Regions from separate parts of the Homo sapiens genome. Here region 2 is linked to region 1. A link is an interaction called in ENCODE POLR2A ChIA-PET data of the cell type or tissue named here. Cell type or tissue: PC-9. All regions are shown on one strand. Each heading gives the region's core, and the rest is flanking DNA. Links, peaks and the distances in the headings are about the cores only. Region 1 overlaps PPP1R16B (protein phosphatase 1 regulatory subunit 16B). Region 2 overlaps DHX35 (DEAH-box helicase 35).

Region 1 (2,914 bases), core at 274-2,773:
GCAGCTTTGGTGGAGAAATCTTACAGGCCCATATCATCTTCACGGTAGCTGAGTTAAATGCAGTTCTCCCTCCCTTTGAGGAAATCGAATACACAAATGTCCCCTCACACATTAGGAAGTGATTCCCCACCTCACCCCAACCTCCATGTGTCAGAAAGACTATACATATTGAAAAAGATTAACTGCAGGCCTACTTTGTACATCAGTTTTCTGGGTATCTTTAGTTTTTTATTCTTAGAATTTAAAAAAATATTTTTAATTTGTTCATTCAGTCAACAAATATTTGTTGAGTGCTTTCTCTAGGAGCTGCATGCCCCACATAAGAAGACAGACACGAGTTGCCCGCATAGAGCTTATATCCTAAAGGGTGTGCTGTCACTTTTCCTGCATACACCCAATGCCAGATGTAAGTTACATGTGCAGAGGCATCTGGGTAGCTGATGTGAATCTCTGTCAACCCCTTCTGTCTAGCAGAGACATATGTCCTGGGCACAGAGGTTCTAGAAGGGAGCAGGTTTATAGCTACGTGTCTGGGGTCCCCTTGGCCATCTTGTCCTGGTGGTGCTAAGGGTGTCAGAGATGCTAGGAGAGGAACTGGCCTCTTTGTTCAAGCCAAAGGGTGAAGATTCTCTCTGACAAGGAAAAGTCTGTGGCCCAGCCTGGGAATGCTCTTGTCCAAAGGAAGAAGCATAGAGTAGCTCAAGAACAGATGTTCTGGCTGGTTCTGAGGCTTGGGTAGAGGCCAGGTAAGCTCCATTCACTTCTGCGGTCATCAGAAATTGACTGGGGGCCTGAACTACATCACAGGAGCAGCACGGTAGCCAAAAGATGGTCCTACTCACCCTATCCCTCCAGAACTTTAGTGTCGTAAAGACACAGACAAATCCATACATAACTATAAAATAGTGTTAAGTCTTTTTGGAGTTTGGGAGGCACAGCAGTCATATGAGAAGGGTGCCTGGCCCAGCCTGGGAGACCTGCAAGAGGCTTTGCAGAATAAATGACATTGAAGCTGGGACTTGGAATCTAAGTAAGAATTAACCAGGTGAAGTGAAGACAGAGAAAGACAGGCAGGGCTGGGTGTGGTGGCTCACGCTTGTAATCCCAGCCCTTTGGGAGGCTGAGGCAGGAGGATCACTTGAGCTGAGGAGTTCGAGACCAGCCTGGACAACATGGCAAAATGCCATCTCTACAAAAATACAAAAAAAATTAGCTGGGCATGGTGGTGCGCACCTGTACTCCCAGCTACTTAGGAGGCTGAGGTGGGAGGATTGCTTGAGCCCTGGAGGTTGAGGCTGCAGTGAGCTTGATCACACCACTGTACTCCAGCCTGGGTGAGAGAGGGACCTTGTCTCAAAAAGAAAAAAATACTATTCCATTGTATGGAATTTTGTTTATCTATTCATTAGTTGATGGAAATTTGGGTATTACTTTAGAGATATCGCGACTAATGCTATAAAAACATTCATATGCAAAGTTCTGTGTGGACATATATGTTCATTCCTCTTAAATATATACCTAGGAGTAGAATTGCTGGGTCAGATGGTAATGCTGTTTAACTTTTTAAGGACCTGTCAGTCTGTTTTCCACAGTGCTGTGCCATCTTACGTTCCCACCAGCAGGGCCCGAGGGCTCTGATTTCCACGCGTCTTCACACGGTTGTCCAACCCCTCCTCTTCTTGAATGGGCCAAGAGTGATACTTTCTATCTGGGGAAGAGCAAGGGGCTGGCTCCTGGGACCTGAGGCTTGGTCCTGGGGATGTGACTTTGAGGGAAGCCCGTGTCTTTCTGGTCCACCAGGGTGAGTCATCACCCAGGATCCCGGGGGAGCTGCCTGGCAGAGGGGCGGGCTGCACCAGCCACTGCAGAAACCACCATGCAACTTGACTGAGTCTCCACCCTCAGCTCCAGGCAGCCGGGCTTCCCTGGGAGCAGCTATTTCTGGCTATTTCTGCTCCAGGGAGGAGCAGTGGTGGGTGGAAAGGTTTCAATTGCTCAGTGGGGTGATTTTTGGAAGCGCAGTGCCTTGGGGGCACAGGACAGCTTTGACTTGGGAGGAGAGCAGAGGGGCTGCTCTGAGAGTGCTGGCCCTTTGGCGTTATCAGAGCAGAGGGCTGGGCACACAGCAGTCCTGACAGCACCTTGAAGAGGGGGAAATAAGTCAGTGCGGACTGGGCTGTTCATGCAGGAGGTGCAACCCAGTGGGCGGGATGTGGCGACATCAGGCAGGCCACCAGGGTGCTTGGAAGCAGGGGCAGGCTGGGGTCTACCTACAATGGAGATGCAGCAGGGAGACCGACAGAGGTGGCGCTGGACCTCAGGCTCAGTGTTCACTTCTGTGCCTCAGTGACTTCATTTGCAAATATAGTAACCACAAAGGCTGCAGCAATGCCTGTTGGCAACTGTCTTCTCTATCACATGATGTTCTGGAACACTGACCTTTATTGGCAATGTTCTTGACCTTTCTCTTAGCTTTTTGCCATCCCTGTGGGCTCTCTTCATGATAACATCTGTGTCCATCCTGTTCTTCTCTCCGCTGTATATGCTTCCTTCCCTGGGTCCTTGTTTGGTACCATTTTAGCAAAGTGGTTAAGGGTTCACTCTTCGGAGCTGGCTGGGCCTGGGTGAAAATCCCAGCTCTACCATTCCCAGCCAGGTGTCTTTGGGCAAATCATTTCATGTATGCAAATCTGAGCCTCAGTTTTCCCATCTGTAAACTGGAGCAATAATCGCAGGGAGCTATTTAATAACAGCAGGTTACTTATCCTCGTAACTGGATTATGAGGACTAATTGACTTGATGGATATGAAGGGCTTAACACAATGCCTGGCACACAGTTAGTGCTGGGCTGTAGAAAGAGCAAGGGCACAGGGCAGAGAGAATGAGGAGTGGGATCCTGGACAGAGGGACATGT
Region 2 (2,914 bases), core at 240-2,739, 120 kb after region 1:
GGACTCGTTAGCCCCTGCCTGTTCTGTCTGCAGAGGGTTAAATGTTTTTTTAAATGTATTAGCTGATTCCAAAATAAACTAGGTAGTTGAGTGAGGGCTATTTTGTTTGCCAGAATTGGATACTACATTAGGTCCATGTCCTGCACACATGTTGCTGCTGTGTACCTCTTTTTCCAGTGACACCTTTACAGCTCATCCTGGAGGTGATAAGTGGCCATATTACTGGTAAAACAACTGAACAGACCCAAGTGCTCGCTGACGGTGGCCAGCACTATTCAGACCTGCCCTCCAACTGTAATCTTTTCCACTGCCAAACACTTTCCATGGTTCAGTAATCTTTTTTGGAGAAAGCTTACAGTGATTTTATATGCTGCAACTTGTCTATATGCATGAGATGCTTGTTTGACACCGTATATGTATGCTGAGTAAAATAGTCATCGTTTTTATTTATTGGGAACTCTTCCATTCATTGCAGATCATACCGAGTTTTTAGTAACTAATAGTGTAGTTGCAAAATTTCACCCATTGTCATCATTGTGTATTAGCATTTAATTAAATACCATCCCAGAGTGGAACATGACGGCACTGAAATTCTTGAATCTGACCAAAATTAAAGTCCAGATCCCAACTTTTATTTTCTTTCAGTATGATAAAATAGCATGCTTTAAATTGATCTCGGTTTCTTTGGTTCCTGGTTCAACGTCTTTAGGAAGAGGTAGAAACTGTTGTGTCGATGCTCATCGAGCAGGCTCGAGCACTAGCTCGCACTGGGATGAAGAGACACCTCCGAGTTCTCCCCATGTATGCAGGACTGCCTTCCTTTGAGCAAATGAAAGTGTTTGAAAGGGTGTCACGCAGTGTCAGAAAGGTGAGACTATCCTGATGACCAAGGGTGTTGGCAGCCGTCTATAATCATAATGATGCTCCTTTACTTGTTTTGAAACTTGCTAAACACAAGGCAGACTTCTAGGTCCATATTTCTGTGTAGTAGATCTAAAAGCACACAATAAATAATACATTGTGAAGATTTCTTTTTTTTTTGAGATGGAGTCTCGCTCTGTTGCCCAGGCTGGAGTGCAGTGGCGCGATCTCAGCTCACTGCAAGCTCTGCCTCCCGGGTTCACGCCATTCTCCTGCCTCAGCCTCCTGAGTAGCTGGGACTACAGGCGCCCGCCACCACACCCGGCTAATTTTTTTTTGTATTTTTAGTAGAGACGGGGTTTCACTAAGTTAGCCAGGATGGTCTCGATCTCCTGACCTTGTGATCCGCCCACCTTGGCCTCCCAAAGTGCTGGGATTACAGGCGTCAGCCACCGTGCCCGGCCTGTTGTGAAGATTCTAAACCTGTCCCACTGAAGGATCACTTTGACAGTAGTTATCAGATCAGGTGACTTCTCTTTTCTTCTCTTCTGCCTTCCTAATATTTCCCACGACACATGCTTACTTTGGCTTAAGGGATTGTTTAGGGGGATTGAGGTCAGTCAGGAGCAATAGAAAAATTGGTACACATGGTTTCTAAATAATTTGTTTTAAGTATCAGCTTGCCTATTTTAAAGGGCCAAGTTTAAATCAATTAATTCAAGGTGTGGCTTAAAAATGTTTAGCCTTGAAGTGAGAGTGAGGAAGGGTGTGGTGGAAAGCATTGGTTTGAAGGAGCTGGCAGGCAGCCAGTCCACCTGGGCCTGACTCTGCCTTTTCCTTTCATTAGATGAGGACTGCACAGAACCAGCCCGAGGACAGCTTTTACTGTAGTAGCTATTTATCAACAGATGGCAGAGAATAGAGCAGGTGAGGGATGGTCTGAGGATCCACTCCCAATTTCAGACCACCTGGAAGAGGGTGCTCAGCCCCTTGACCATTGGGATGGAGCAACATGAGTCTGCCCTGTCAAACATTAATTGCAGCCAGCCAATCAGGAGACCTGGATTCTGCCCCTGAGCTACTATGTGCCTTGGGACAACTGACTTAACCTCGAATCTGAGTTTTTGCAGCTGTAAAACGTAAATAATAATAACTTTCAGATAGGTGGTTTTATAGCATAACATCTTAATCCCAACTACATAAAAATATTAGAAAGATTATTTTATAAAATGATCATTTATAAAATAATTTTTATAAAATGATTTATAAAATGTAAAGTGCCTGAAAAAAGTTCTAACTGCTATATATATGTGTCCCCTGCTACTTAAACCCTTCAGGGGCAGCTCCCAATGTACTGGGAATAAAATTCAAATACCTCATGGTGGCCCAGAGACCACATATGATTGCATATCTGCCTCCCTCTGCAACCTCATCTTGTACTTTGTATTTTGGCTGCACTGGCTGTTTCTCCTTCCTTTGAACTGTTTCTTATTCTTGGATCTCTATAGGGTTGGCTGCTGCTTGTTACTCAGGTCTCTGCTCAAAATCTTTCACAGAGGCTCTGCCTGGCCAACAAAAGTAAAGTAGCATGCCCTATTATTACAATAATATATAATATACATGTTATATACTACATCATATCATATTGCCTCATTGTGTTAATATTTTCTTTATAGTATTTGTTGTTCTCTGAAATTATCTTCTTGTTTATGTTCAGCATGTCTTCACCCTAAACACTCAAACTAGAATGTAAACTCTGGCAGAGCAGGGGCCTTGTCTGTCTTGTTTATCCTACATCCCAGCACCTTGAACAGTGCTTGGCAAAGTGCACACCCTCAGAAAGTAATCATGATATGAATGAATAAATGACTATACCTGCGCAAGATGGAGGGTGATTTACTTTGGTTATGCCAAAGGGAAAAACTAACAAATGCTAGGCTCTGATCACTTTATATATTAATTGTATATAGTCCCTTCAGTAGCCCTAGGGGAGGTGGTAAATCTTATTATGTAGATGAGGAAACAGGTTCAGGAGGTTGAGTAACTTGTCCAG

What was found. Peaks named below come from ENCODE experiments on the same cell type or tissue, not always from the same donor. Only the 100,000 strongest peaks of a DNase experiment are listed, where the experiment ranks them.
Region 2: POLR2A ChIA-PET joins it to region 1 with 5 read pairs; 4 of 35 experiments call an interaction of 5 or more read pairs at or near these places.

Annotation. Positions count from the first base shown.
Region 1 is chr20:38,879,311-38,882,224 of GRCh38, forward strand. All of the region lies in intron 2 of PPP1R16B (protein phosphatase 1 regulatory subunit 16B), which reads left to right. Among named protein-coding and RNA genes, the nearest start is that of FAM83D, 46 kb to the right of the region's middle. In PC-9, for the core only: no CTCF peak of the experiment used is centred there; no DNase peak of the experiment used is centred there; H3K27me3 peaks cover 966 bases.
Region 2 is chr20:39,003,040-39,005,953 of GRCh38, forward strand. It overlaps DHX35 (DEAH-box helicase 35), which reads left to right. Exons shown (of 22, transcript NM_021931.4): 11 at 710-868. Among named protein-coding and RNA genes, the nearest start is that of DHX35, 42 kb to the left of the region's middle. In PC-9, for the core only: no CTCF peak of the experiment used is centred there; a DNase peak (open chromatin) is centred at 1,632.